3 separate regions of the Homo sapiens genome follow, and all the other regions are linked to region 2. Evidence: read pairs that join two places in POLR2A ChIA-PET (ENCODE). Cell type or tissue: OCI-LY7. All regions are shown on one strand. Each heading gives the region's core, and the rest is flanking DNA. Links, peaks and the distances in the headings are about the cores only.

Evidence for each region. Peaks named below come from ENCODE experiments on the same cell type or tissue, not always from the same donor. Only the 100,000 strongest peaks of a DNase experiment are listed, where the experiment ranks them.
Region 1: POLR2A ChIA-PET joins it to region 2 with 19 read pairs; 21 of 35 experiments call an interaction of 5 or more read pairs at or near these places.
Region 3: POLR2A ChIA-PET joins it to region 2 with 11 read pairs; 16 of 35 experiments call an interaction of 5 or more read pairs at or near these places.

Annotation. Positions count from the first base shown.
Region 1 is chr6:2,906,699-2,917,289 of GRCh38, forward strand. No RefSeq gene overlaps it. Among named protein-coding and RNA genes, the nearest start is that of SERPINB9, 8.7 kb to the left of the region's middle. RefSeq lists enhancers at 1,065-1,898, 1,899-2,732, 9,684-10,226 and a silencer at 1,757-2,051. In OCI-LY7, for the core only: CTCF peaks have their summits at 4,260 and 5,192 (motif pointing left); DNase peaks (open chromatin) are centred at 4,683 and 5,193; H3K4me3 peaks cover 1,343 bases; H3K27ac peaks cover 3,649 bases.
Region 2 is chr6:2,844,459-2,855,049 of GRCh38, forward strand. It overlaps MIR4645 (microRNA 4645), which reads right to left and starts at 9,649; the gene lies at 9,573-9,649. It also overlaps the pseudogene SERPINB9P1. RefSeq lists enhancers at 4,377-4,671, 7,884-8,073, 9,369-10,109 and a silencer at 4,450-4,692. In OCI-LY7, for the core only: CTCF peaks have their summits at 2,039 (motif pointing right) and 2,255; DNase peaks (open chromatin) are centred at 2,043, 4,543, 5,063, 5,483 and 2 weaker places; H3K4me3 peaks cover 4,304 bases; H3K27ac peaks cover 6,435 bases.
Region 3 is chr6:3,055,142-3,065,732 of GRCh38, forward strand. It overlaps LOC124901242 (a long non-coding RNA gene), which reads left to right. Exons shown (of 2, transcript XR_007059409.1): 1 at 1-883; 2 at 1,358-2,216. It also overlaps a transcript of RIPK1 not described here. Among named protein-coding and RNA genes, the nearest start is that of RIPK1, 8.1 kb to the right of the region's middle. RefSeq lists an enhancer at 1-186 and silencers at 8,499-8,548, 8,579-8,868, 9,059-9,168. In OCI-LY7, for the core only: no CTCF peak of the experiment used is centred there; a DNase peak (open chromatin) is centred at 8,740; H3K4me3 peaks cover 965 bases.

The sequences.
Region 1 (10,591 bases), core at 1,618-9,617, 63 kb after region 2:
CTGCAGATGGAAAAATTTTTTAAAAAATCAAAAAATAATACAAAATTTAAAACAATACAGTATAACGGCTATTTGTACAGCATTTACATTGTATTAGGTATTATACATAATCTAGAGATGATTTCAAGCGTATGGGAGGATGTTACACAGGTTACATTTGCATAGGTTATATGCAAACACTACGCCATGTTATATTAGGGACTTGAGGATCCGCAGAGCTCAATGTTCGCTAGGATCCTGGAATCAATCAGATACCAAGAGACAACTGTATTTGCTGAAGCGTATTTGTTGAATGATTGAAAGGCTTCATACTGGGATTAGATGATCAAGAAATAGAGATCTGCAAGTGGGCAAACAGGGAAACGGCATTTCAGATCTGCATCATCCAGGTGGCTTGAGAGAACAGGGACCAAGGAAGGTCCCTGAAGATGGACTTGGAAGGGTCTGGAGGTTGTGTGTGTGTGTGTGTGCGCGCTCGAGTATGTGTGTCGAGGTTGTGTGTGTGTGTGTGTGTGTGTGCTCGAGTACGTGTGTCGAGGTTGTGTGTGTGTGTGCTCGAGTACGTGTGTCAAGGTTGTGTGTGCTCGAGTACGTGTGTCAAGGTTGTGTGTGTGCTCGAGTACGTGTGTCGAGGTTGTGTGTGTGTGCTCGAGTATGTGTGTCCAGGTTGTGTGTGTGTGTGTGCTCGAGTATGTGTGTCAAAGTTGTGTGTGTGTGTGCGCGCGCTCAAGTATGTGTGTCCAGGTTGTGTGTGTGTGTGCGCTCGAGTATGTGTGTCGAGGTTGTGTGTGTGTGTGTGTGTGCTCGAGTATGTGTGTCCAGGTTGTGTGTGTGTGCTCGAGTACGTGTGTCGAGGTTGTGTGTGTGCTCGAGTACGTGTGTCGATGTTGTGTGTGCTCGAGTACGTGTGTTGAGGTTGTGTGTGTGTGTGCTCGAGTACGTGTGTCGAGGTTGTGTGTGTGCGCTTGAGTACGTGTGTCGAGGTTGTGTGTGTGCTCGAGTACGTGTGTCGAGGTTGTGTGTGTGTGCTCGAGTACGTGTGTCGAGGTTGTGTGTGTGTGCTCGAGTACGTGTGTCGAGGTTGTGTGTGTGCTCGAGTACGTGTGTCGAGGTGTGTGCTCGAGTACGTGTGTCGAGGTTGTGTGTGTGTGTGCTCGAGTACGTGTCGAGGTTGTGTGTGTGTGCTCGAGTACGTGTGTCGAGGTTGTGTGTGTGTGCTCGAGTACGTGTGTCGAGGTGTGTGTGTGCTCAAGTACGTGTCGAGGTTGTGTGTGTGTGCTCGAGTACGTGTGTCGAGGTGTGTGTGTGTGCTCGAGTACGTGTGTCAAGGTTGTGTGTGTGTGTGCTCGAGTACGTGTGTCGAGGTTGTGTGTGTGTGTGCGCTCGAGTACGTGTGTCGAGGTTGTGTGTGTGTGTGTGTGTGTGCTCGAGTACGTATGTCGGGAGGGGGATAAGAAGAACACAGCAGCAGGAGATGAGCCTTGAAACGTATGTTGAGGTCAAATCGAAAAGGCCTGTATGCAAACCTTTGAAGCCCAGAGCTGACTCCCTTCCATGATCACCTGGTTTCAGCTATAATGGGCTTGGCACTAGCCTCCCATCCTCTGCCCATCTTCTTGTTCTCAAATAATCTTGGTTCTACAGAAGAGGATGTAGAGAGGAGAAGGGGCTAGGCAACGAGAAAGGTGGCAGGTGGCCCCCTGTGTCCCCAGTATTCTCCAATTATAATAGTCAAAGATCAGGCCAATGTTCAAAAATGATTCCTGGGATCGCTGGTGCTTATCCACCCAAAGGGCCCAGAATCTGCCCCAGTGGGATATAAGCCGAGAGCAGGCAACCTCCACAGGAGAGTCCCCGGCAGCAGTGATGACTGGGATGTATTTGAATCTTACAGAAGAACCCTTGGAATCCAGCCAGTCAGCAGCTCACTGATCTCAGATAACATCATCCTGCATGCTACCTGGTGTGGTGAAAAGCAAGAGAGATCAGATTGTTACTGTGTCTGTGTAGAAAGAAGTAGACATAGGAGACTCCATTCTGTGCTGTACTAAGAAAAATTCTTCTGCCTTGAGATGTTGTTGATCTATGACCTTACCCCCAACCCCGTGCTCTCTGAAACATGTGCTGTGTCAGACTCAGGGTTAAATGGATTAAGGGCTGTGCAGGATGTGCTTTGTTAAACAGATGCTTGAAGGCAGCATGCTCCTTAAGAGTCATCACCACTCCCTCATCTCAAGTATCCAGGGACACAAACACTGCGGAAGGCCGCAGGGACCTCTGCCTAGGAAAGCCAGGTATTATCCAAGGTTTCTCCCCATGGGATAGTCTGAAATATGGCTTCATGGGAAGGGAAAGACCTGACCGTCCCCCAGCCCGACACCCGTAAAGGGTCTGTGCTGAGGAGGATTAGTAAAAGAGGAAGGAATGCCTCTTGCAGTTGAGACAAGAGGAAAGCATCTGTCTCCTGCCCGTCCCTGGGCAATGGAATGTCTCGGTATAAAACCCGATTGTACGTTCCGTCTACTGAGATAGGGAAAAACTACCTTAGGGCTGGAGGTGGGACATGCGGGCAGCAATACTGCTTTGTAAAGCATTGAGATGTTTATGTGGATGCGTATCTAAAGCACAGCACTTGATTCTTTACCTTGTCTATGATGCAAAGACCTTTGTTCACGTGTTTGTCTGCTGACCCTCTCCCCACTATTGTCTTGTGACCCTGACACATCCTCCTCTCTCAGAAACACCCAGGAATGATCAATAAATACAAAGGGAACTCAGAAGCCGGCGGGATCCTCCATATGCTGAATGCTGGTCCCCTGGGTGCCCTTATTTCTTTCTCTATACTTTGTCTCCGTGTCTTTTTCTTTTCCAAGTCTCTCGTTCCACCTAACGAGAAACACCCACAGGTGTGGAGGGGCGACCCACCCCTTCAACCTGGTAGAATTTGTTTGAGCCTCATGTATTGCATTATGGAAGGGTTTTTCTGGACTGTGAGTACACGTTTAAGTAAATAAAAGCTACTCACATTTAAAGCCTCAGTTTAATGAACAGATTTTTTATTTACAAAAACTATTCTGTCAGTAATGGGGGTTTATGAGACAGAGGGAGGTTTCAGGCTGTGCTTGGAGAGAGTGCTTAAAAGGCAGTTAAGATGGTAGTGTAGAAGCTAAAGGGGGATTGTGAAGCCAGGCAGTAGCAGGGATGACTCAGAAAGGGGGCGAATGTAAGAGGCCTTGAGAGGAAACCAGTCCAGCACCCAGAGGTGAGATGGGGGAGGAGGCCCTGATGGCTGAGCCTTGTGCTGCATGCTGGAAGACGGGGTTTAAGGAGGAGACGCAGATTTGGGCGCAGGAGAATGGACATATTGAAATTGACATCAGAAGAGGGTTATCAAAAAATAAACAAGGGAGATGTAATTTAGAAGCAATATTAAAGATTAAAATTAGACCAGGCCCAGTGGCTCACACCTGTAATCCTAACACTTTGGGAGGCCAAGGCAGGTGGATCACTTGAGGTCAGGAGTTCAAGACCAGCCTGGCCAATATGGTGAAACCCCATGTCTACTAAAAATACAAAAATTAGCCAGGCGTGGTGGCATGCGCCTGTAATCCCAGCTACTCAGGAGGCTGAGGCAGGAGAATGGCTTGAACCCAGGAAATGGAGGTTGCAGTGAGCCAAGATCGCACCACTGCACTCCAGCCTGGGCAACAGACTGAGATTCTGTCTCAAAAAAAAAATAATAAATAAAAATTATAATTACACAAGTGCAATTCTAAGTACATGTGATGGCAGCAGAATTGTGTGTATTCTCTACTCTTCTGTAGTTCCTCTTTTATTTTCCTTTTCATTGATTCTGAGTACTACTTACTAAAACGTGTTTTTTTCTCCAAAGTCTGTCAGCGATTCTAAGATATATTCACTTCAATGGGAAGTGACTGGAAGTCTTGGTGAACGTCGTTATCTTTGTTTAAACAAAGTGCCTGGTAATATTAAACAGCAATGCCAACTTCGAACATTGCCCTCTTACTTCCCCTAAAGAGGGACCTCCAAATGAATCTCTACACAAAAAATTAGGTAGGGTCCTATAACGAAATGCTTTAATTGTCTAGCGCAGGGTTTCTCAACTGACGTATTGCTGATGTGTGAAGCCAGATCATTCTTTGCACTGGGTGCTGTCCTGTGCAGTGCAGGACATTCAGCAGCATCCCTGGCCTCCACCCCCTCCATGCCAGGCACACCTACCCCTCAATGATGATAACCAAAAATGTCTCCAGACATTGCCAAATGTCCTCCAGGCCGGGGCACAGTTGCCCCCTAGGTGAGAACCATGGGTCTGGCAGATTTATTCATGCTAGGAAGCCTTGATAACAGGAGGAAAACAGAACAGAAAAAAAAAAAAAATGAGTCTTCAGGTTTAAATCTAACCTGGCCCCAGGGAACACAAGAAAGAGCAGACATAAAACTGAAAATGTTTCACCAGTAATTTTACAGAAGTTCTCCAGGTAACACTGTGATTTAAATGTCAAGCCACAGTGAAAATTAAGGTTGTTCCTCTATCACCGGCCCTTCCACCAGAAGCTGGAAGAAACAGCTGCAGGGGGATCTTCAGCTGAGGTCTGTGGATGCAGTTCGAGAGGTCAGCCAGACACCACTAATGTGACTTGCACAACATTGCACAGGTGGTAACACGCCGAGACACTTCCCCAGATCATCAAAGAAACCTGAGACTCAGAAAGGTTAAGGACTGCTTCCCTAAAGCAGTGCCCACTACCTCATTTGTACATATGGTTCCCATCATCCATTTTGGGGCAGTCAGAATATATTTGCCCTCTAAGCTCCAGAAGATATACATTCTCATTTGTGTTTTTTTCTTTTTTCACGTATTCATTATCATCCACTAAAAATAACCCATTTTATGGAAGGTTCATTTACAGCTGCAATTCTATTTTAAACACATTTAGCAAAAGTTTAAAACAAAAAATTGAAATTGTCTTTTTGTGGAATAGAATTGTAGCTTTACCTTATCAAAGATGCAATTTTGCTGTGATTTATGGATGCTTTTGTCTAGAGAAAATAACTTCATCACTTGATTTCTCCCACAAACACTACAGGAGATTCCCCATCCTGCACAGTTCACCTTTCTATCCATTTCTGCCATGTGCTATCATGAGGTCCTTCCTGCCACCTACAGGCCACCCCAGCTTTTACCGGCTGATGTGAAGGTATGAAAAGGCCCCTCTGTGGAAGCACAGGAGAAAAACATGCCATCATTCTCCCCATGTGATAGGTACATTTCCACCTGTCCCTATGAGCACCATGGCCATGGCAGAGGAGATGCTCAGGGGCAAGAAAAACATATTTCATGAGTTGCTCTCATCACCCTCCTCCTTAATAAACTGCTGGCAAAAGTGCCATCTGGGCAGGGCGCAGTGGCTCACGTCTGTAATCCCAGCACTTTGGGAGGCTGAGGCGGGTGGATCACTTGAGGTCAGGAGTTCGAGACCAGCCTGGCCAACATGGTGAAATCCTGTCTCTACTAAAAATACAAAAAATTAGCCAGGCGTGGTGGCACACACCTGTAATCCCAGCTACTCAGGACGCTAAGGCAGGAGAATCACTTGAATCCAGGAGGTGCAGGTTGCAGTGAGCCGAGATTGCACCACTGCACTCCAGCCTGGGTGAAAGAGTGAGACTGTCTCCAAAAAAAAAAAAAAAAAAAAAAAAAAAGTGCCATCTGCACCTGAATTCATCCACCAGGGAAGGTCTGGATCAGAAGCACATCAACCAAGCCCTCTATGGCCACCTAGTCGTCAGTCCCCAGTCAGTGAACACTGGGGTGTAGCCAGCAGAATAATGCCCCTTGCCAAAGATGTCTTACCTCCTAATCCCCAAAACCAGTGACTGTCTTACATGGCAAAAGAGATTTTGCCGATGTGGTCCCTCTAGTTAAGAATCTTGAGATGGGAGACGTGCTGGTTATCTGGTATTATGTTCATTTTAAATGTTATTGTAATCAGGTTCTTCTGGCCTGTGTGCTCAGATCAAAGCCAGGTTTCCCAATGACCCGGTAGCCAATTTGCAATGCTTAAATATGGTTTATTGCCAGAGACTCACACATACCCAATCAATCGAGCAAACATTCACAATACAATTATTTTTTTCATTGTTTCTTTTCCTGTGAGTGATGGGAATGACATGATACAATTACTAAAGGCAGTAATGAGCGGAATGGCAAACCCAGGCTGTGGCTGAGGAGGCCAGCACAGCAGACACTCCTCTCACACAGAGCCTCTGGGCAGCCCGTCTCACCGGGAGGAGGCACTTTTTTTTTTCTATTATAAGTTTTAGGGTACATGTGCACAACATGCAGGTTAGTTACATATGTATACATGTGCCATGTTGGTGTGCTGCACCCAGTAACTCGTCATTTAACATTAAGTATATCTCCTAATGCTATCCCTCCCCCCTCCCCCCACCCCACAACAGTCCCCAGAGTGTGATGTCTCCTACAGGCAGGAATTCTCAAGGTGCCTCTGACAGTGTCAGTTCCTTGCTGGTTTTATGGTTTTCCCCAGGTGTGTCCGTCATCATCATCTCAGCCACCTTTTGGCTCCATTTTCTATCGGTTCCTTTTGGGTCTCAAGTGGTACATGCCACAGCAAATGTAATCTCATCTCTTATACATATGTTTATCGCCTTAAAGAAAAACAACTTTACTATGAGCTCAGGCTCAGTCTAGTACACATACGCTTACCACTTTAAGGAGTAAACAACTTCACTGTGGGCTTCATGCCACTTGAAAACCAAAAAGTATCTGAGGCAAGTCTGGATCAATTTAGAGGTTTATTTTGCCAAGGTTAAGGGCATGCCGATGACACGGCCTCAGGAGGTCCTGAGAACAGGTGCCCAAGGTCAGGACACAGCTTGGTTTTATACATTTTAGGGAGACATGAGACATCAATCAATACGTGTAAGATGTACTTTGGTTTGGAAAGGCAGGACAACTGGAAGCAGGGGCTTCCAGGTCATAGGCAAACCCAGAGGTTTTCTGAATCAATAGAAAGGAATGTCTGGATGATGATAAGGGGTTGTGGACACCAAGCTTTTATCATGCAGGTGAAGCCTCCAGGTAGCAGGTGTGAGACATAATAAACCGTAAATGTTTCTTATCAGACTTAAAGAGTCTGCTCTATCAGTAATTCCAAAACGGAAGACTGCATAATGAGGCATGTCCGGCTCCCCTTCCCATCATGGCCTGAACTAGTTTGCAAGTTAGCTTTGGGCCTTTACCGAGAGGACGGGTCCATATAGAGGACTGAGGGCTTAGAATTTTATTTTTGGTTTACACACATAACACAAGCCACTCCATTTTTAGACATTAGGATCACAAATCATTCTTATAGATCATCTGGGTGGGCTCAGTGTGATCACAGGTCCTCATGAGAGAGGGAGGAGGGCCACAGCCAGAGGAGACGTGAGGACAGAGGCAGAGGTCAGGGTGATGCGGAGCCACAAGCCATGGAACACAGGCGGCCTCTAGGAGCTGGAAAAGGCCAGGAAGCAGATTCTCCCCGGAGCCTTGGGAGGAATCAACCCAGCTGACCCGTTTTGGAGTTCTGACTTCAGAGCTGTACGGTGTAAAGCTCGGTTGTTTTCAGCCATTTGAGGTTTGAGGTAATTTGTGATGGCAGCAATAGGAAACGAATACACTGGCTTAGTCACAGAGTAGCCAATATGGGGCCTCAGCAACAGGACTGCTGCAGGGCTCACAGGCACCCTCAGAGACCAGCTGGCTGTACCCGCCCCTAGTGCAAACAGGCACCGCCCTAAGTTCTTTATGTGCCTCTCAGCTAACCCTCACTATCACACACCGAGGCCCTGCAGTAAGTACCCACCAAGATGAGGAGACTGAGTTTGTTCCCGATCTCCTAGGTGGTTGGTGTCAATGAAGTCAGGGTTGGAAACTGTGATTTGATTCCACAGCCTGCATCCTTGATCATTCCATAAAATCCCGATTGCTGCTAGCTCCTTCCCAATTTGGTGTCACTAATATAATTTGTAACCACTGTTCTGTGAATAAAGAATGTAATTCTCTGTAAATAAAAACTACATTTTTTTTTTTTTTTTTTGAGACAGCCTCACTCTGTCACCCAGGCTGGAGTGCAGTGGCGCAATCTCAGCTCACTGCAACCTCTGCCTCCCGGGCTCAAGTGATTCTCCTGCCTCAGCCTCCCAAGTAGCTGTGATTACAGGCATGCACCACCAGGCCCGGCTAATTTTTGTATCTTTAGTAGAGATGGGGTTTCAACATCTTGTTCGGGCTGGTTTTGGACTCCTGACCTCAGGTGATCCACCTGCCTCGGCCTCCCAAAGTGCTGGGATTACAGGTGTGAGCCACCGTGCCGGGCCAAAGCTACATTTCTAAAAAATAAAACTAAAAACTACATTTCTGTCACCATGTCATGTGAAACAGCTGGACAGATCTCACCAAATCTGAAGGGTCCATTTGAGATGTAAAATAAGGGCTATGTTGAAGAGACAGTTACTTTAAATCTGGGAGAGTCCACAGAGAGGTACCACTTCCCCCGGAGTTGCTGAAACTAGGCTAGGGAGCTGTCCAGGGCAGCCTTGGCATAGACATCAAATATGAAGCCCAAATCCCACGTGGAAACTTGAGTTGGAGGTGTTGATTTGGGGCCAGTCGACACATCACTTGGGGCAGGTCCAGGAGGTATGCTTCCATGTGAGAGTGGCTGGATCACCCATGTGCACCCTGGAAGGTAGAAGGAAAAGATGTGCCTGAGAGAAACTTTATTACTAAATCAAAAGTTACTACAGGTTACTATCAGTTATTATAATTTTAGCAAATTTTTATAAGTCCAACATTAATTATTTCTTTTTTTCCTAGACAAAGGCTTGCTCTGTCACCTAGACTGGACTGCAGTGGCACGATCTCGGCTCACTGCAACCTCTGCCTTCCAAGTTCAAGCAATTCTCCTGCCTCAGCCTCCCGAGTAGCTGGGACCACAGACCTGCACCACCACACCCAGCTAATTTTTGTATTTTTGGTAGAGGTGGGGTTTCGCCATGATGCCCAGGCTGGTCTCGAACTCCTGACCTCAAGTGATCCACCTGCCTTGACCTCCCAAAGTGCTAGGATTACAGGCGTGAGCCACCACACCTGGCCTAATTATATCTTTCTATTAAGCCTTACCTAATAATAGTAGAGTAGGATTCTCTTTGGCTGGGTCACTATTCAATAAAATATTAAAGTTCATCCATGTGCCTCTGTTTCCCAAAGTCTCTTTGCTGTTACTATTGAGGACATTTTAGGAAATGAAGAGACAAATCATCCACAATCCAATAACCCTGCAAGCTATTTTTCTATATTATGTTATCCTCTCTTTTATCATATGCATGTATATTTTGCTCACATTTTTTAAAGCCACATAAGAAATGTATGTTTCCATTTGGAAAATTAGAAAATATGCAAAGCAAGAATTACAGAAAACTCTATGCAGAGATAAGGATCATCATGCATGTGCTGACTTTTATAAACAGGGTATCATCCCCTGATCTTGCTTCTTCCACATCACCAGTGGACTGCAGTGCCTCACCCTGCAGTTGTGAGGCTATACTCCCTTAAGCCTTAGCAGGGGTCTTCTGAGTCTCTCAGGGGCACGATGGGAAGGAAAAGGAGCTGAGTGGATGAGGCGGGAGATGGGAGACAATTATTTCAAAGAGTGCACCTCCACTGTCAGATGTTTTGTTTTAGCTTTCTGCTAAAATATTTTTTAAAAGGGAGTGCCTCACACTTAAAAAAGGCGTGAAGGCCATTTTTACATACAGAACAACAAACAGGCCAATCAGTGCAAATTCTTTTACATTTCAATGAGTGAAAATGTCAGCCAAGAAAATGCCATCTAGTGATATTTGCACAACAGTACCCTACACATAATAGGTCATGATTCTAGAACAAAATGTGAAAGTTCATCCATTGTCCTCAAATAATCAAGCCTCTGGGGAGCCTTCCAGGGCAGCAGCTGCTAGAAGGTTGGTGTCTGTAGTGTCTCCAGCACAGCAGGGTCTGGTCTGTGTCCAGGCTGCTTCTGCCATGCTCAATCTCACCTTACTCTTGAAGGAAATAAAAGGCTAGGAAGCCAGAAGAAATACTCACACTGAGGGCACTGGCCCACCAGGGATGGCATTAGCAAAAGAGACTCAATGAGGATGAGAAAACAGAGATGACAGAGACCCAAATAACATTTGAATTGGACTCTACCTGCAAGTGGAGCTTTACCATCCAGGTGAGGCAGTCATAAACCTAGGCTGGAGTGTGTGTGTGTGTATAATCATCCTGTCGGAACAGGCAAAGGAATGAACTGGAGTACCCATCAATGTTGACTCTCCATTAAACTGCTCTTAATTCCTTACAATCACGTACTTCTGGCCTCTCCTGTCTTCCCTCTTCCTCCCTCTCACTTCCTCACCTCTTTCCTTTCCAGCCTGTAGGTACTGGTCATTATCTACCCCATAGCAATGACACACACACATGCACACACTCACACACAAGTGTGCCTTGGGGGTGTGT
Region 2 (10,591 bases), core at 837-8,836:
GAAAGGGATGAACGCACTCCCTCAAGGGCCCAAATCCCACCCATGACGGTTCTGCCCTCATGACTTAAGCACTTCTTAAGGCTCTACCTCTTAATACTATCACATTGGTGATAAAGTTTCAACATATGAATTTTGGGGAGACACATTCAGCCCATAAAACATCTGTTCTGTCAGGTGAGGACACAGCATTTGTCCCTTCTGCCTTTCCCACCAAATGAGAACACCGCAAGAAAATGCCCTCATCAGACACTGAGTCTGCACCTGCAGATCTCGAACTTCCCAGCCTTGGACTTCCCAGCCTCCAGAACTGTAAGAAATAGGTGTCTAGTGTTTACAAGATGTTTTGATAAAGCAGCAGGAAAAGACTAAGACAGGGGCTCTTCTTGAGAAGCCGGCCTTGTTCTTATCCCTCTTGTCTAGGAGAAATGTGTGGACACGGCCACATTACTGCCCCCGAGTCTTCCTAGCCCATCTCATCCAACAATAATATGGAGAAGTGTCAGTCTCCTAAGCGTTTTTCCTTATTCTCCTCCACCTTGAATTATTCCTGAATTATTCCTCCTGCCTCCAGCTCCTGAAAGTAGAACTTAGACTTTTTCTGGCTCTTCAAACGAGCTGCTACTGATCACCCAGAACTCTCAGAAGCATCTTGAGAATTTTTTTCTTCACTCTTCAAGTCATTTTGAATTAGCTTGTTTTCTTGTTCAGTTTAAGAAACTGCTATTAAGTGAATTGTGACACTTTTAATAAACTTGCAGCATGGTGAAATTAAAAGTCTCACAATAGCGTTTTGTAAATATGTTAAATATAATTCTTGTGGGTAAATTATTTCCATGTTGTGCTCGCTGGGTAATATATTTTATTTTAGGTACTAATATATTTTATTTTATTTTATTATTTTATTTAGGTAAAATAAAATAATATATTTTCTTTTAGGTAATTTATTTTAGGTGATTTATTTTAGGTAATATATTTTATTTTATCCTCAAAAGATAAAATGTATAGTAATCCACTAGCAGTTCAGCAACTGGAAATATTTTAAACTCAAAAAAAGCAATTTTTGTGTGCCATAGCCTGTATTTAGTATAGCAAAGGAGAAATATGAAAATAATTATTACATTTGTTTTTAATAAATAATTTTTTGAGCCTGGGCAACATAGGGAGACCCTATCTCTAAAAAACTTTAAAAATTAGCTGGGTGTGGTGGTACACACCTGTGGTCCCAGCTACTTGGGAGGTTGAGGTGAGAGGATCACTTGAACCCAGGAGTTGCATGAGGCTGCAGTGAGCTATGATCGCGCCACTGCACTCCAACCTGAGTGACAAAGTGAGAACCTGTCTCAAAAATAAAAAACAAAAAACACCAAAAAACTAATTTGTAACTTATAAACACAACTAGAAAAATAACACAAAATCATTTTACAGATAATGTTTTCTTATAATAGTCTGAGAATTTTGGGTGAGACTAATTTCATGACAGTGAATAATTTTGGCCCCTGGACAGTGGTTGCAGATAACAAGACGCTTCCAGGAAAGTCTAAAATCATTTACATTTTCCTATCTTAGGCAGCTTACGTGATTGAAATGAGAGAAACAGATAAAATAATCTCTCAGGGTTTCTTCTTTTTTCTTTTCTTTTCTTTTTTTTTTTCTTTTTGAGACGGAGTCTTTTTGTGTTACCCAGACTGGAGTGCAGTGGCACGATCTTGACTCTGCTCACTGCAACCTCCGCCTCCCAGGTTCAAGCGATTCTCCTGCCTCAGCCTCCTGAGTAGTTAGGACTACAGGTGTGCATCACCATGCCCAGCTAATTTTTTGTATTTTTAGTAGAGACAGGGTTTCACGATGTTGGCCAAGCTGGTCTCGAACTCCTGACCTCAAGCAATCTGCCCGCCTCAGCCTCCCAAAGTGCTGGGATTACAAGCAAGCCACCGCGCCTGGCCAGGGTTTCTTTTAGTCCTTTCATTTTCTGCCAAATAATGGAAGAAACCTAGCATTAAAATTTCAGCTGTGTAACACAGCTTCATCCTCCAGAGGGCAGAATTCCATCATTTATAAAATACAAATCACTGGCTTCCGCTGAGACATAAATGCCAGGACATCACGTAATTTCTCCTTTTCAGTCCAGCTTGGTCCTCCTCACTGGGGTACCTAGAATGTCTATAATTTAATTTTCTCTTGCAAATATCCATGTAAGCAGTCCACTGGGGAGTTCCTCTGACCTCGCATCCTTCTTTCCCCCTCATTTCACCAGCTTCCTTTCAGTGTCTCACCTTAGAAGGCTCATTTTCTTTCAGGTCTTTGTCCCTGATATTGCCTCTTTCTAGATGACTCACCCCTTCTTCTAATTCTGGTCTCGGCTCAATGCCACCTCTTCCCTGAGACCTTCCCTGGCTTCTGTTCTCATCCCGAGTTACTTTCTGTTTGCTTTGTAGCCTCAGTCACCATCAGAAACTGGTTGCCTATCTCCTTCAATAGAACATAACATCAGGAGAATAAGGCTTTGACCCAGTTGTTCACTGCTGCGTCCCCAGTATCTAAAACACCTGGCATATAGTAGTTGTTTAGGAAATTTTGCTGAATAAGTGAATGAAGATTATAGCTCAGAACAAACCAAGCCATGTGGACAGATGATACAACATTGCTCAGTTCAGTTTCTTGATGAATGATAAGGAGAATAAAAAGCTCTCTAAACTGCATGGATAGAATAACTATAATTTGAATGAAAATGGAGCCCCAACAAGAGGAATTCAGGTCCCAGTATAAACAGCAAGATACAGGAAGCAAAGTACATGACAGAAACGATCTGCATGGCATAATCATGGTGCAAAAAAGTTTGCCTGGGAATTCAGAACGAAGAATGAGGCGTTCACCGAAGCCTCCGATTATTACTCTGAGGACAAGATAAACAAGAGTAAGCTTATATTGTAATAAAGGATTGGCCGGGCACGGTGGCCCACGCCTATAATCCCAACACTTTGGGAGGCTGAGGCGGGTGGATCACCTGAGGTCAGGAGTTCGAGACCAGCCTGGCCAACATGGAGAAACCCCGTCTCTACTAAAAATACAAAATTAGCCAGGCGTGGTGGTGTGCACCTGTAATCCCAGCTACTCAGGAGGCTGAGGCTCGAGAGTCGCTTGAACCCGGGAGGCGGAGGTTGCGGTGAGCCAAGATCGCGCCACTGCACTCCAGCCTAGGCAACAAGAATGAAACTCCGTCTCAAAAAAAAAAAAAAAAGGATTGTTAGCTGGCTATAAAAATGACCTAAAATTGCCAGGTGCGGTGGCTCATGCCTGTAATCCCAGCACTTTGGGATGGCGAGGCGGGTGGTTCATCTGAGGTCAGGAGTTCGAGACCAGGCTGGCCAACATGGTAAAACCCTGTCTCTACTAAAAATACAAAAATTACCTGGGCGTGGTGGCATATGCTTGTAATCCCAGCTAGTTGGGAGGCTGAGGCAGGAGAATCGCTGGAACCCGGGAGGTGGAGTTTGTAGAGAGCTGAGACTGCGCCACTGCACTCCAGCCTGGGCAACAGAGTGAGACTCTGTCTCAAAAAAAAAGAAAAAAAGAAATGACCTAAAACTGTGGCTCACTTGGGAGGGAGGTCTCTCAAGGTATGCCACAGGGCTCTGCCTGTGTGTGGTCCTGTCTCACCCTCTCACAAACAACTTTGATGGAAGCATAGAGGGCCACAAAGAAGAAATTTTCGAATAGCACAAGCCTATTGCCGTGGATGACAGAATCAAGATTTGAAAGAACTCCACTAGGTGAAATGTCATCCCAGACCAGTATGAAGAAACGTAATAATGACGATATAGATGCTTTAAATTTAGATTTAAAAAAAATCAATTCTGCCAATGCCAGAAGTGGGAGGCCTATTTTAGTAGCACTTCACATGAAGAAAAATCTGAAATTTTAACTGACCACAAAGTCAATATTCACCAATATGGCGAGGAAGGTTTTAGCACTGGTAGAAGCATAAGCAGCCACATCCAGTAAGGGGGTAGGGGCCATGCCCCACACTCTGGCCTGACCTGTTTAGAGATGGCTTTCAGATGTGGGTGCCACCCATAGTCAGAGGGAGATGAGGGTGATATTCTGTGGCAGAATTTCGGAAGGAGTTGGATTTTCTTCATTCAGAGGATAAGACTCCGAAATGAGAGAAAACCATCAGGTAGATCTGGACAATACAATACGGAAATTGGAAGGAAGCTTTTGTGGCAAGAGGACCTGGGTCTGAATCCCAGTGCAGCCTCTTACTGGGTGGGTCCTTGAGGTGAATTTCTCATATCGTCACAGACCCAGCCGCATCATCTATGATTGGAGATAGAAATGGCAATCTCCTAAGGTTTTTGGGTAGATTAAATGAAATGTCTATAAAGGTTAGGATCAATCGAGATACAGTCCAGAAGGTGGTTAAGAGCATTTGCCTCCCCTGTAGTACACGTGCAGTAACTGGTTGTTGGAGCTCAGGCTGCCTAAGTGTGTTTCAGGTATGGCAACAGGAAGCTGAATGCAAATGAGAGCACGTCCCAGGAGCCACAACCTCTAGCCCCACCCACTAGCGACGCACAGCACAATTCGCGACAGACACTTACCAACCAGTAAGACTGGATGAGAGACAGACCAGAATGCTTGTTCCAACACACCTGGGTGAGGAACACCTAGTCAACCTTCCACAAGTGTAGGTGCCGTCGCATGGAGCACTGTGTCATGGACAGCAGGCTGCTTCTGCATGGCTCTGGGGACTAATGTGGATGTGTCGGAAGCAGTGTGATGTCCAGAACTTTCTCATACACAGACGGGAAGCCCTCCATGGAAACGCGATGCTCGTTTTTGTCACCGAAGCCAACTTGATAATCTACTCAGGGATAGTGAAGAGGAAATTTCTACTTTGGACCAAAGAATGCATGAGTTAACATCAAAGTTCTAAATGTTGTTCTTAATTCTAAATTGTCTATGAATTCAGCAAGTTGGGCTACATTTTTGTAAGGAACCCGCAACAGCCCAGCACTCTGGACAGGTTCAAGGGACAAAGCAGTGGCAGAGGCATCTGCTTTTTAAAACACCTGGGGCCAGGCGCAGTGGCTCACGCCTGTAATCCCAGCACTTTGGGAGGCCGAGGCAGGTGGATCATCTGAGGTCAGCAGTTCGAGACCAGGTTGGCCAACATGGTGAGACCGCCCCCACCCCGTCTCTACTAAAAATACAAAAAGTTAGCCGGACGTGGTGGTGCACGCCTATAATCCCAGCTACTCGGGAGCAGGAGAATCGCTTGAACCCAGGAGGCAGAGGTTGCAGTGAGCTGAGATCATGCCCCTGCACTCCAGCCTGGGCAATAGAGTAAGGCTCTGTCTCAAAAAAATTAATTAATTAATTAATTAAAAAAAAAAATATATATATATGTATATGCACCTGGGAGCCTTGATGTAGGACTCTGTGTAACAGCTGCATTGTAGGGGATGGCTCAGACCTGAGCTCCACACCAGGGTTCTCAGCTCCCACCCCAAGTGTTGACCTGGGGATCTGCCAGGGGACAGCCTTTGGGACCCTTTCCCCGACTCTTCTGACATTTCCTTTACAGGAAAAGCAGAGCAGAATATGTAACTCATTTCATTTCCTTAAGTACTCTCTCCTCAGTATATGTTTTTTAATAGTTTTTAATTTTTATTTTACTTTTTTGAGACCAAGTCTTGCTCTGTTGCCCAGGCTGGAATGCAGTGGCGTGATCTCAGCTCACTGCAACCTCCGTCTCCCAGGTTCTAGCAATTCTCCTGCCTCAGCCTCCCAAGTAGCTGGGATAATTTTTTGTATTTTTTAGTAGAGACAGGGTTTCGCCATGTTGCCCAGGCTGGTCTCGAACTCCGGACCTCAGATGATCCACCCACCTCGGCCTCCCAAAGTGCTGGGATTAGAGGTATGAGCCACCGCGCCCAGCCTGTTTATGATATTATGAATTTCAAGGCTACTTAGAGTTTCAGTAAGTTATAGCTAAAATGTAAAAATTTAAGTCCTCTTTTTTTTTCTTTCTAGAGACAGAGTCTTTTTCTGTCACCCAGGCTGGAATGCAGTGGTGCCATCATAGCTCACTATAGCCTGGACCTCCTGGGCTCAAGTGATCCTTCTGCCTCAGCCTCCTGAGTAGCTGAGACTACAGGTGTACATGCCACTGTGCCTGGTTAATTTTTTTTTTTTTTTTTTTTTTTTGTAGAGACAGTGTCTTGCTATGTTGCCCCAGCTGGTCTCAAATTCCTGTGCTCACGTGATCCTCCCACTTCGGCCTTCCAAAGCACTAGGATTACAGGCATGTGTCAGCCACTGTTTCAGGTCCCTATACTCATTTTAAAAGAGAGAGAGAGAGGGACAAATAAAAGTTAGCCATGTAAGCAGGAATGAACTCAGTGCCCAATCCCTCTCCCCTCTGCAGAGGTCGGGTGGGGCTGAACGTTCTAGCCCTTTAAATATGGACTTGATCTCTCTGGCATGGCCAGCCCCTCTCTTGAAGCTCTCTAAAGGCCCACTTTGAGGCACCTCACTGGCATAAGCTCAGGCATGGTCAGAAGGAGCGCTTTACAAATAAACAGACATCCTTATCACTCAGGAAATTCCAGGAATTTTTGAAGCTCTGTGCCAGGAACCAAGGACTAAGACCAAATATATTTTTATTTTTATTTATTATTTATTTATTTATTTATTTTTTGAGATGGAGTTTCGCTCTTGTTGCCCAGGCTGGAGTGCAATGGTGAGATCTCTGCTCACTGCAACCTCCACCTCCCAGGTTCAAGGGATTCTTGTGCCTCAGCCTCCTGAGTAGCTGAGATTACAGGCACCCACCACCACGTCCGGCTAAGTTGTTGTTTTTTGTTTTTGTTCTTGTTTTTTTGAGAGATGGAGTCTTGATCTGTCACCCAGGCTGGAGTGGAGTGGCGGTATCTCGGCTCACTGCAACCTCCACCTCCCGGGTTTGAGCGATTCTCCTGCCTCAGCTTCCCAAGTAGCTGGGACCACAGACGTTTGCCACCACTCCCAGTTAATTTTTGTATTTTTTTAGTAGAGTTGGGGTTTCACTATATGTTGGCCAGCCTGGTCTCAAACTCCTGACCTCAGGTGATCTGCCCACCTCGGCCTCCCAAAGTGTTGGGATTATAGGCGTGAGCCACCGTGCCTGGCCAATTTTTTGTATTTTTTTGTAGAGACGGGGTTTCACCATGTTGGCCAGGCTGGTCTTGAATTCCTGGCCTCAGGTTATCCGCCTGCCTGAGCCTCCCAAAGTGCTGGATTACAGGCATGACCCACCAAACCCAGCCCAAATATATTTGCATATATATATATTTTAATATCCCACGCCTACACTCTGGGATAACTCAGCTCTTACAGGCAGTAATCATGGGTCAGACCTGCCATTATCCAGTTCAGCCCATTTCATTTGACAGACACCTGGTGAATAGAGACATGCAGGGACTCTTGTCCACATTTGCCCAGTTGGCTGATAGCACAGTGTACAAAGTCTGTCTGCAGCAGGTCATAATTTCACAGCTCTGCCACATGCATGTATATCACTGTACCAAGCGTGTTCACATGGTATGGTGCTGACACATGTTGACGGAATGTGGTACAGACCCTCTGTGTGAAGTGTGTTCACACAGTGCGGTGCTGACCCTCTGTATGAAGCGTGTTCACACGGTGCGGTGCTGACTCTCTGTATGAAGCGTGTTCACCTGGTGCAGGACAGACTCTCTGCATGAAGCATGTTCACACAGTGCGGTGCTGACCCGACCCTCTGTATGAAGCATGTTCACACGGTGCAGTGCTGACTCTCTGTATGACACATGTTCACACAGTGAGGTGCTGACCCTCTGTATGAAGCATGTTCACGTAGTGCAGTGCTGACTCTGTATGAAGTGTGTTCACACAATGAGGTGCTGACCTCATGTATGAAGCATGTTCACACAATGCGGTGCTGACCCTCTGTATGAAGCGTGTTCACACGGTGCGGTGCTGACTCTCTGTATGACACATGTTCACACAATGCGGTGCTGACCTTCTGTATGAAGCGTGTTCACACAGTGCAGTGCTGACCTTCTGTATGACACATGTTCACAGAGTGAGGTGCTGATCTTCTGTATGAAGCATGTTCACATGGTGCAGTACTGACTCTCTGTTTGAAGTGTGTTCACATGGTGCAGTGCTGACCTGTATGAAGGATGTTCACGCGGTGCGGTGCTGACTCTCTGTATAACACATGTTCACGCAGTGAGGTGCTGATCTTCTGTATGAAGCATGTTCACACAGTGCAGTGCTGACTCTCTGTATGAAGTGTGTTCACACGGTGCATTGCTGACCTTCTGTATGAAGTGTGTTCACACAGTGAGGTGCTGATCTTCTGTATGAAGCATGTTCACACGGTGCAGTACTGACTCTCTGTATGAAGTGTGTTCACACGGTGCGGTGCTGACTCTCTGTATGAAGCGTGTTCACACAGTGCGGTGCTGACTCTCTGTATGAAGCATGTTCACACGGTGCGGTGCTGACTCTCTGTATGAAGTGTGTTCACCTGGTGCAGTACAGGCTCTCTGCATGAAGCATGTTCACACAGTGCGGTGCTGACCCTCTGTATGAAGCGTGTTCACACAGTGCATGTGAAACCAGAACCGACAGTCGAACCCAAGCAGAAGTCTTGACCAAGCACTTCCCTCCTGGGAATGCACCATGATATCACCACACCGAAGTCCAGGCTGGCAAATAGGGACATTTAAGTGACATTTAAGCTCGTGGTGGCCCTATGAGGAGTCATTGCTGACTGAGATGGGATTTTAAGGTGTTGCCTGCCTGTGTGTTCTCAGACCCTCTCCTGAAGCCCCACCCCTTCCCCTGATCCTCTCCTGGGACCCCCCTCCCCTATCCCTGACCCTCTCCTGGAGCCCCCCTCCCCCCTCCCTGTCCCTCTCCTGAAGTCCCCTCCCCTGACCCTGTCCTGGGACCCCCTCGCCTTTCCCTGACCCTCACCTGAAGTCCCCTCCCCTTTCCCTGACCCTCTCCTGGAGCCCCCTCCCCTCTCCCTGTCCCTCTCCTGAAGTCCCCTCCCCTGACCCTCACCTGGGACCCCCCTCCCCTTTCCCTGACCCTCTCCTGGGACCCCCTCCCCTTTCCCTGACCCTCTCCTGGAGCCCCCTCCCCTCTCCCTGTCCCTCTCCTGAAGTCCCCTCCCCTGACCCTCTCCTGGGACCCCCTCCCCTTTACCTGACCCTCTCCTGAAATGCCCTGCCTGCACCATTGTCTTATATTTTTCTCATGGTTAGACTGGGGTTATGGTTTTTTCTGGGAAAGGCCACAGAGGTAAAGTGACATCTCATTGTGTCATATTCAGGGTCCATGCCATCAACATGACTCATCAGTGCTGACGCGGTGATGACCTGGGGGACGCAGTGTTTCTCAGGTTCCCCCACTGAGCCTCTGCAACTCCAGTAGTGACAAACCGCTCCACCCCCCGCCATCCATTTTCTTAATTGTTCAATTGCTAGTATCACATTTCATCAAGAGACGCATAGCAGAGTCCAACCAAGACTCCATGATAGAGAAACCAGGCAAGAACTACTGTCTCGTCGCAACTTGAGGAGACAATATTTCTTGCCTGGTTTCCCTATCATGGAAACTGAGTCCCCCACAGTTTCGTTTCCTCAATCGAGCTAATTACTGAGGTTGCTTAGCAGCCTCCGGAGTGAGCACAGCGGAAACTATCATTAGGGAACTTTGAACGTTTCTGTGAAATGCCAACAGGAAATGTTTCGGCATTTTCAAAATATTTAGAAAATTCCCTGTTCAGTTACAAAAGTGAATCTGAATCTTACCCTGCAGAAGTTAAACTGCTCCCTCTTCTGGATAAAATTACCTTTGTAATTTCTTTTTACAACCTACAGCCTATTGTGCTTGGGTTTCCAAATGGTTTAAAGTTCCCTTGTCCCTTACTTTGTGTCAAGGGGGTGTTTGTGCCTTAAAGGGAAGATCCTGTGCCTTAAAGGAAACCAGAACTGATAGTCGAACCCAAGCAGAAGTCTTGACCAAGCACTTCCCTCCTGGGAGTGCACCATGATATCACCACACCGAAGGCCAGGCTGGCAAACAGGGATGTACACGCAGGGGAGACGAGAACTTCTCCCGTGAGAAACAGCACAGTCCAGCCATATGAACCCACAGCTCAGGAAGTATTGCTCACTTTTACTGTTCTCTCTTAGGGAAGGGCATTCTCAAAACGTTTCCGCACAAGCAGACCATCCCTTTTATTTTCCCCGTCTGTCTCCTTTCCTTCTGCTTTCAAAATGTCTCAAGAGTATTTACAAGAGTTGAGCAACACAGGCATCTTTATCTGGGGTCTTTATCCACAGAGCAGAGGACAGGAAGTCATCACTACAGAGACGAAGCGATGTATGGTTTGACCCAGTGGAGGACTTTGTTAAGGTGGAGGTGTGAGTGTGGAGTGTAAACGTGGGACATCCAGGGCAGTGGAGGGTAACCACTGGAGAGGAAGTCTGGGGACAGTTTGGGAGCAGCCAAATATAAAATAAGCATTTCTGTTCTAAATCCAAATGAA
Region 3 (10,591 bases), core at 1,345-9,344, 210 kb after region 2:
TTTCTCCCCAGTGTTAAGTCTTACACCTGCCCACTCAAGAGGCAGGAGTTAATCCCAGAGGTCTGTGTCCTAATGCATTATGGCAAATGGATGTCACGCATGTCCCTTCATTTGGAAGATTGTCATATGTTCATGTAACAGTTGATACTTATTCACATTTCATATGGGCAGCTTGCCAGACAGGAGAAAGTACTTCCCATGTTAAAAAACGTTTATTGTCTTGTTTTGCTGTCATGGGAGTTCCAGAAAAAATCAAAACTGACAATGGACCAGGATATTGTAGTAAAGCTTTCCAAAGATTCTTAAATCGGTGGAAAATTTCACATACAACAGGAATTCCCTATAATTCCCAAGGACAGGCCATAGTCCTTGGGTGCATGGCTCCAAAGAAAAAGTTCGATTAAAGGAAAGTGGTTTAAGGACAAGGAAATGGCTAGAAAATGGAAAGTCTTGGAAACAGAGCCAGTTGGGGGTTGGGAGGGCGGTGCTGGTGAACAGTTTAGGCCGATTGTCTTTTTTTCTAGTGTTTGCTGGCTTCTGCCCCCTCATTTGGCAGTCACCTGCCACTGTGACCTCCCCAAGACCCCTCTCCAAACTCTATACCTTGATTTCTGGTGTCCCGGAAATAGAGACCAGAAACACTGATGTCCCACTCCAACGATAGAGCAGAAGGAAGGAAGGTTTCCCCTGTGGTTTAGAACGTTCCTAACGAAAATAACTGCAACTCTTGATTGCACCTCCTGAGGGTCGTTGGGACTTTCCCTCTCAGACATTTATTGGTTCATTCATTCGTTCATTTTGCTGTAACTCACAGTGGCCCCCATCCTAAGGTGCACTGCTGGGATTGGTCTATGTGCTGATGATGTTCTCCTTGTCTTCAGAGGTGAGAATGTGCCCTCCCTCCGAGATGCCCTCTTGCCCCTGAGCTCCCCAGCAGGGAACAGGCTGCCTTGTCTTGTGAGTCCAGATCCTGGGAACAACTTTCATTTAGGAATGGAACAGCAGGTCCTGGGAGCATTGGCGCCTGCGCGCCCATCATGCGCGTGTGTGATGCAACATCACCACCTTGTGGCAGCGAGGAGCTATCACAACGTGGACTGAGCAAGTTGCTCCCTGCTTGGGGTTGGGAGCTGGACTGGCCTAGTTCCCTGGGTCTTTTTTTGTTGTTTTTGTTTTTGTTTTTGTTTTTGAGACAGAGTCTCGCTCTGGCCCAGGCTGGAGTGCAGTGGCGCGATCTCGGCTCACTGCAAGCTCCGCCTCCCGGGTTCACGCCATTCTCCTGCCTCAGCCTCCCGAGTAGCTGGGACTACAGGCGCCCGCCACCACGCCGGGCTAAATTTTTTTTTTTTTTTTTTAGTAGAGACGGAGTTTCACCGTGTTAGCCAGGATGGTCTCGATCTCCTGACCTCGTGATCCGCCTCGTGATCCTCCTGATCCTCGAAGCCGCCCGCCTCGGCCTCCCAAAGTGCTGGGATTACAGGCGGGAGCCACCGCGCCTGGCCGTTCCCTGGGTCTTTTGAGTGGTGTGAGTTGAATGGTGGTAGATTCTAGGACAGTTCAGTAGGAGCCCGTCCTCAAAAGGAAAATAACAGAACTTCCTGCTAATCTGGTATTGGGGCTGAGCAATTACTGCACACTGATGAGATTGACCATAATTGCATCCTGAGTTTGAAGAGGAGGTCACGCTACTAAGACGAGATAAAATCAGCTCCAACGACAAACATCATCTCTGGGGGTTTCCAGATTCTCAATTTTCATTTAATCCCCAGCCTTAGTGGAAAGCAAGAGTCGGAGTCGGCATTCTGGGCAGGGAGGCAGGTGAGGCAGGTACACATCTCCTCTTCTCCCCAACGCCCCATGTTTCTATTTCTGAATAAAATGAACCATCATGGTGCTAAGGTAAAGCTAAACTAGCTGAGCCACCTCCTGAAGAGGACATTGCTTTTTTTTATTTGATGAGATTTCTTTCCCTTCTGTTACCAGCATCTCCATCCCTTTGGGAAACTGACTCTTAATAACAGAGTTTTTTGTACTTTTAAACTTTGTTTTTGTGTAGTCAAATATGTACAACATAAGATATGCTGTTTTATCCATTTTTAAGTGGACAGTTCAGAAGCATTAATTACATCGACTATGTTGTGCAACCTTTCCTGCTATTTATTTCCAAAACATTTTTCAACAGAACAAATAAAAACACGGTACTCATTGTAAAATAACTTCCCATTCCCCCCTCCTTTCATTACCGGTAGCCTCTAATCTACTTTCTGTCTCTATGATTTGTCTGTCCCATGTACTTCGTATAAGTGGAATCCTACAAAATGGGCCTTTACAGTCAGCTTATTTCCCTTGAAAACCTTGTTGGCAAGTTTCATCAATGTTGTAATATGAGTCAGAATTTCACTTCTTTGTGGCCGAATATTAAAAATGCACGGGTCGTTTGAGATTTGTGAATAATGCACCAATGATTCTTGGCATATATGTATCTGTGTGACTCCCTGCGCTTAATACTGTGGGTATCTACCGAGGAATGGAATTGTTATAACAATTCTATCGTCATCCTATGTTTAGCTTTTTGAGGAATAGCCAAAATGTATTTCGCAGTGTCTGTGCAATTTTACATTCCCACCAACAATGTATGAGGGTTCCAATTTCTCCATATTTTCACCAGCATTTATTATGTTGCTTTTTTTCCCCTAAATTATAGCCATCCTAGCAGATGTGATGTGGTATTTCATTGGGTTTTTGATTTGCATTTCCCTAATGACTAATGACTTGAATCGTCTTTTCATGCATTTACTGGCCATTTGTATACCTTCCTTGGAGAAATGTCTATCCAAGTCCTTTGCTTATACTTTAATTGGATTGTTTGCCTATTCATTGTTGAGTTGTAGAAGTTCTTTATATTCTGAATTTATCAGCTATATGATTTGCAAAAATGTTCCTTCACTCTGTAGGTTGTCTTTCTTGATAATATCCTTTGATACACAAAATTTCAGATTTTAATGAAGATTACTCCCAGTGGATTTTGTTTCTTTTTGTTTTTTCATTGTTGTTTTGCAAGAGATTTTGCTATCATATCTAAGAGCCTATTACCAAACCCAAAATTATGAAGATTTGCTTCTATGTTTTCTCCTAAGAATTTTATGATTTTAGTTTTTATATTTAGTTCATTGCTTGTGAGGGTTTTTTTAATACGGTGTGAAGCAGGGTCTAACTTTACTCTTGCATGTGGAAATACAGTCCTTCCATATCATCTGTTGAAGACTATTCTTCCCTGAATTGAATACTGCTTGGCACCCTTGGCCATAGACATATGAGTTTATTGAGGATCCCTTGTACATGTCTTGCTGCTTTTATGATTTTCTCTTTGTCTTATACAGACATCCCTCATTTCATTGCATTTTGCTTTAGCGCAATTCAAAGATATTGTGTTTTTCACATATTGAAGGTCTGTGGCAACTGTGTCAAGCAGGATTTTGGGACCATTTTTCCAACAGCATGTGCTCATTTCTTGTCTCTGTGTTACGTTTTGGTAATTCTCACAATATTTCAGACATTGTCATTATTATTACATCTGTTACAGTGATCCGGGATGTTACTACTATAATTGTTTTGGGGTGCCACAAACTAAACCCATATACGTTGACAAACTTAATGGATAAATGTTGTGTGTGTTCTGACTGCTCCAGTGAGCAGTCATTTCCCATCTCTCTCCCTCTCCCAAATTCTTTGAGACAACACAACAATATTTAAATTAGGGTAGTGAAGAACCAACCCTATAATGACCTTTAAATCTTCAAATAAAAGGAAGAGTTGCATGCCTGTCACTTTAAATCAAAAGTGAAAGACGATTAAAGTTAGGAAGACATGTCAAAAGCCAAGATAAGCCATAAGCAAGACCTCTTGCACCAAACAAGCTGCCAAGTTGTGAATGAAAGAAAAAGTTATTGAAGGAAATTAAAAGTGCTGCTTTAGTGAACACATGAATGATAAGTAAAACAGCCTTATTGCTGACATGGGGAAAATTTAAGTGGTCTGTATAGATCAAACCAGCCACAGAACTCCCTTCAGCCAAAGCCGAATCCAGAGCAAGGCCCCAACTCTCTTCAATCCTATGCAGGATGAGAGAAGTGAGGAAATTGCAGAAGAAAAGTTGGAAGCTAGCAGAGGTTGGTTCTTGGTTCATGAGGTTTAAGGGAAGAAGGCATCTCTGTAACATAAAAGTGCAATGTGAAGCAGGAAGTGCTGATGGAGAAGCTGCACCAAGTTATCCAGAAGATCTAGCTAAGATCATTGATGAAGGTGGCTACACTAAACAGATTTTCAATGTAGATAAAACAGCCTTCTATTGGAAGAAGATGCCACCTAGGACTTCCATAGCTAGAGAGGAAAAGTCAATGCCTGGCTTCAAAGCTTCAAAGGATAGGCTGACTCTGTTGTTAGGGGCTAATGCAGTTGGTGACTTTAAGTTGAGACCAATGCTCATTTACCATACTGAAAATCTTAGGGCTTTAAGAATTATGCTAAACCTACTCTGCCTGTGCTCTCAGTGGAACCACCAAGCCTGGGTGACAGCATGTCTCTTTACAGCATAGGTTACTGAGTATTTTAAGTCCACTGTTGAGACTCACTGTTCAGAAAAAAAGATTCCTTTCAAAATATTACTGCTCATTGACAATGCACCTGATTACCCAAGAGCTCTGACGGAGACGTACAAGGAGATGAATGCTGTTTTCATGCCTGCTAACACAACGTCCATTCTACAGCCCATGGATCAAGGAGTAAATTCAACTTTCAAGTCTTATTATTTAAAAAATACACTTCCGGCCGGGCGTGGTGGCTCACGCCTGTAATTCCAGCACTTTGGGAGGCCAAGGCGGGTGGATTAACCAAGGTAGGGAGTTCGAGACCAGCCTGGCCAACATGGGGAAACCCCGTCTCTACTAAAAATACAAATATCAGCTGGGCGTGGTTGCGGGCGCCTGTCATCCCAGCTACTTGGGAGGCTGAGTAACGAGAATCGCTTGAACCCGGGAGGCGGACGTTGCAGTGAGCCGAGATCGCACCACTGCACTCCTGCCTGGGTGACAAGAGTGTGACTCCATCTCAAAATAATAATAATAATAATAATAATAATAATAATAATAATAATGATAATGATAATAATAAACACAAAATAATTTTTAAAAGGCTATTAGCTGCCAGATATAGTGATTCCTCTGGTGGATCTGGGCAAAATAAATTGATAAATTGCTAGAAAGGTTCTCACCACTCTTGATGCCATTAAGAACATTTGTGATGCGTGGAAGGAGGTCAAAATGTCAACATTAACAGGAGTTTGGAAGAAATTAATTCCAACGCTCATGGAAGACTTTAGGGAAGGAAGTAGCTGCAGATATGGTGGAAATAGAACAGAACTAGAATTAGAAATGGAACCTGAAGATGTCACAGAATTGCTGCAACCTCATGATAAAACTTTCACAGATGAGGAGTCACTTCTTATGGATGAGCAAAGGAAGTGGTTTCTGGAGATGGAATCTGCCTCTGGGGAAGATGCTGTAACCACTGTTGAAATGACAACAGGCCGGGTGTGGTGGCTCACACCTGTAATCCCAGCACTTTGGGAGGCCGAGGCCGGTGGATAACCTGAGGTCAGGAGTTCGAGACCAGCCTGGCCAACATGGTGAAACCCTGTCTCTACTAAAAATACAAAAATTAGCCAGGTGTGGTAGCACATGCCTGTAATCCCAGCTACTCGGGAAGCTGAGGCAGGAGAATTGCTTGAGCCTGGGAGACGGAGGTTGCGGTGAACTGAGATTGTGCCACTGCACTCCAGCCTGGCTGACAGAACGAGACTCTGTCTCAAAACAAACAAACAAAAACCAAAAGATTTAGGATATAACAAAGTAAGTTGATAAAGCAGTGGCAGGGTTTGAGAAGATTGACACCAATTTGAAATAAGTTCTACTGTGCATAAAATGCTATCAAATGGCGTTACATGCTACAGAGAAATCTTTCATAAAAGGAAGAATCAATTGATGAAGCCAACTGATTTTAAAAAATTGCCGGCCAGGCACGGTGGCTCACGCCTGTAATCCCAGCACTTTGGGAGGCCGAGGTGGGTGGATCACGAGGTCAGGAGATCGAGACCATCCTGGCTAACACGGTGAAACCCCATCTCTACTAAAAATACAAAAAATTAGCTGGGCGCAGTGGTGGGCGCCTGTAGTCCCAGCTACTGGGGAGGCTGAGGCAGGAGAATGGCGTGAATCCGGGAGGCGGAGCTTGCAGTGAGCTGAGATAGCGCCACTGCACTCAGGCCTGGGCGACAGAGCGAGACTCTGTCTCAAAAAAAAAAAAAAGAAATTGCCACAGCCACTCCAGCCTTCAGCAACCACCACCTTGATCAGTCAGGTTCATTAACATTGAGGCGGGCCACTCCACCAGCAAAAAGATTATGACTCACTGAAGGCTCAGATGACTATCATCATTTTTTTTAGTGATAACATGTGTTATGATTAAGGTATCTACATTTTTGAGACATAACGTGCACTTAATACACTGCAGTATAGTATATAACTATTATATGCATAGGGCTGCTAAAGCGTTGCGTGATTTGCATTATTGTGGTATTCGCTTTATTGTGGTGGTTTGGAACCTACCCCACAATATCTCTGAGGTATGCCTGTATATTGCTGGCAGGAATGTAAAATTGCACAGTAGCTTTGCAAAAACAAGTTTGGCAGTTCTTCAAAAAGTTAAATATAGAGTTATACCATATGACTCACCAATTCTACCCACTGGTATATATCCATGATAAGCTCAAGAAAACATACCTCTATACATATATTTATACATGAATGTTGATAGCAGCATTATTCATAAATATATTTATACATGAATGTTGATAGCAGCATTATTCATAATAGCCAAAGATGGAAAAAACCCAAATGTCTGTCAATTGAAAGGGTAAACAAAATAGATATATGTATACATATTATTATATTATTCAGCCATAAAAAGAAATGAAGCCTGACAAATGCTACCTTGAACCATCATGAATGAACCTTTAAAACATTATGCTAAGTAAAAGAAGCAGCCACGAAAGACCACATATTGTATGGTTCATTTTGCATGAAATCCCCGAAATAGGAAAATCCAGAGACAGAAAATAAATCTGTGGTTGCCAGGGATTGTGGGAAGGAGGAAATGGAGAATAATTGCTAATGGGTATCACAGTTCCTTTTAGGGTGATGAAAATCTTCTGGAGTTAGATAGTGGTGATAGTTGCACAGCTTCATCAATATACTAAGAACTACTGAATTGCATGCTTTAAAAGGATGAACATTATGGTATGTGAATTGTATTTTACTAAAGGTGTTATTTTATTTATATATTATTTATTTATTTATTTATTTTTATTTTTATTTTTATTTTTTGAGACGGAGTCTCGCCTGTCGCTCAGGATGGAGTGCAGTGGTGCAATCTCGGCTCATGGCAACTTTCGCCTCCAGGTTCAAGCGATTCTCCTGCCTCAGCCTCCTGAGTAGCCGGGTCTACAGGCGTGCACCACCACGCCGGGCTAATTTTTGTATTTTTAGTAGAGACGAGGTTTCACCATGTTGGCCAGGCTAGTCTGGAGCTCCTGACCTCGTGATCTGCCTGCCTCGGCCTCCCAAAATGCTGGGATTACAGGCGTGAGCCACCGTACCCAACCTTAATAAGAACAAGCTAGGCACCTAGGGTGTCAAATTGAAGGAGGCTCTGATTCTCAGGGCCGCGCAAATGCAGGGTTGGCACCTATGCGTGTGGCCCTCCTGAAATTTTGTGCCTTAGGCACCTGGCTTGCTTCTCCCTAATTCAGGCCCTCAGGAGAAAGCTCTAATTCTGGTCAATTTGAAACAGGAGGGCACGGCTTCTGGGCGACGCTCCGTGCTCCAGAGAGAGCCATTTGTCTGTTCCCTTCCTCTGGACGTCACCGTGCCAACATGAAATGCTTCCAATTGAGTCCAGCCTGAGATGGAAGGGGGTGGGGGGATATCTGATGACATCACGAACTGCTGCATCAACTCCCCCGAGTCCCTGCCTCTGGATCCCCTGATAGAGGACACAAGGAGTGTCCTGAGCCCGTGTGACTCAGTGTCTCTTCCCATCACTTTGCGGGAAAATGGGGCTGCTTACACCACACCGCAGCCCAAACACCTGTGGCTAGAGAAGGGCTTGGGTACTAGGAGTGAGGACGCCTGGTTCTGGGCCCAGGACTAGTACTAGTTAGTGGTGGGACCTGGAACAAATGCTTTGGTTCTAAGTGAATCCCCCATATTCATGACAAGAGGCGTGGAACACAGACCCATGGGGCCTTCCCACTGGAACAGGGAGCTTGGCTGTCACCCGACCTTCGCTTCCTTAAGTAGAAAAGCCCAGGGTTCCAGGCTCCGTCTCCTTTCCCGCAGACGCCTTGTTTCTTCGCGCGGAGGCCCTGGACGCCGCAGGCTCCCAACCTACTTCTCTGGGCTGTCAGGTTCTGAACCCGGTCCTGAAGAGGCCCTGGCGCCGGGGGTGGGTGAGGCCGAGCGCGCGCCTTGGGAACCTGGCCGGCCTCAGGCTGGCGGGAGCATTGGCGGACATCGCCCTGGGCGGGGCGGACTGGGGGTAGACGGATCTGCCTCTGCGCCTAGCCCTGCCCTCCGCCGCCGCGCGAACGCGCGCGCCTCCCCGGCTAGTCCCGGCAGGCGGAGCCCCAGTTAGACTGCTCGTCAAGTGTGGGAAAAGCTCCGTGGCGTCACAAGCTACTATATAAAAGGCGGTGCCCGCCGGGGCCGAGTGGGAGTCCGCGGCGAGCGCAGCAGCAGGGCCCGGTCCTGCGCCTCGGGAGTCGGCGTCCAGGCTCGGAGCGCGACACGGAGACTAGGTGGCAGGTGAGGACGTCCCCGCGCACGGCCGGGGTGGAGCACGGGAGTGGCGAGCTTCAGGTCCACCGGCTGCCACCGAAAGATGGGACCTGAAGACAGGAGAGGTCGCTCAGCCAAGAGCCCCGGGGAGGCGGTGGTGTCTCGGCGGGGTCAGCAACGGTCTGTGGGGGGTCCCCTGCAGCGCGCAGCCGGTTTCCGCCTCCGCAGCTCCCAGCCAGCGCGGACGCCGCCCTCCCCGGCGCCTCCTCGCTGCCCTTCCCTGGCCGAAGCCCTCCCCTGCAGCCTCCTCCCCACCTGCCGGCCCTGTGTTCTCACTGCTCCTCTCTGCTCTGGGATCCGCAGGATGACGTCTGTCCTGGTTCTTCTTCTGTCTTTCAAAGTCACTAGTCTCCAGTTCTAAATCCGAGCACTCTTACCCATTCTAATTCTTTCAGTAACTCAGCGAAACGGATGGGGCCCTTCCTTCCCCGGAGCACTCCTCCAGGGACTGAGAATCTGCAGAGCCAGGCTCAGCGCTCGCCTGCAGAGCCTGCGGTCTGTGGGACCCGCCAGCAAGATGAGGAATCACTTTCGGGAGGAAGGGTCGTGCTGGGGAGGGTCGCGCCGGCGGGGTCAAGAGAACCTCCTCTAGGGTGGGAATCAGAGCCTCCGGGCCGCGGTGTTTGAGGGTGAGTGGAATTAATCCCGTGATGGACGTGGGGCCTTCTAAGGGGGACCAGGAGTTTGCGAAGAGGTGACTTTGGGAGGGGTTCAGGATGGCCAGAGGTGGAGGCTGTGACCTCAGTGAGGCTGGATCAAGGGAGGGGCAGGTGGAGAAGAAACCGTTTTAACGAGGTGGCTTTAAGCGGATCCTAAGGGCCCCAGGAGATTTAGGAGGAAGGACAAGAGGATTAAGACACCGCTTTCTGGTCGGGTGCGGTGGCTCACGCCTGTAATCCCAGCACTCTGGGAGGCCGAGGCGGGCGGATCACGAGGTCAGGAGATGGAGACCATCCTGGCTAACACTGTGAAACCCCGTCTCTACTAAAAAAAAGAAAAAAAAGAATACAAAAAAATAGCCGGGCGTGGTGGCGGGCGCCTGTAGTCCCAGCTACTCGGGAGGCTGAGGCAGGAGAATGGCGTGAACCCGGGAGGCGGAGCTTGCAGTGAGCTGAGATCGCGCCACTGCACTCCAGCACTCCAGCCTGGGCGACAGAGCCAGACTCCGTCTCAAAAAAAAAAAAAAAAAAAAAAAAAAAGACACGGCTTTCTGAGGTGCCGTGCGGCTGTGGCGGGGGTGGCTGGGGGTGCGGGTTGTGTTCATTGTCCAAGGCTCTCCAGTGCTTTGCGTGGCGTTTTGGGGAGCACAGATGAGGTGTCCCGACAGTGGGGAGTGGCTCTAGGGAGACCAGAGGCTCGGGAGGGGGCCTGGGCATTAGACCAGGCACAGGATCCAAAGTGGGAAGAAATGTGGGCGTAGAGGGCAGGCCTTGGAGATGGGTGTGGGGGAGGAGGGGGAGATGGAAAGGAGTCAGGGAGGTCTCCCAGGCTCACCTGGAGGAGTCAGGGTCTCATTTCCAAGTGCACTGGGAACTGCAGCCTGGGGGTGGGGGTTCATTTGGTTTCAGGCCTGTGGCCAAGAGACCTACCCCCTCATATTCACACTTTGGCCTCCACGGGCTTCAGAGATAGTACCAGCT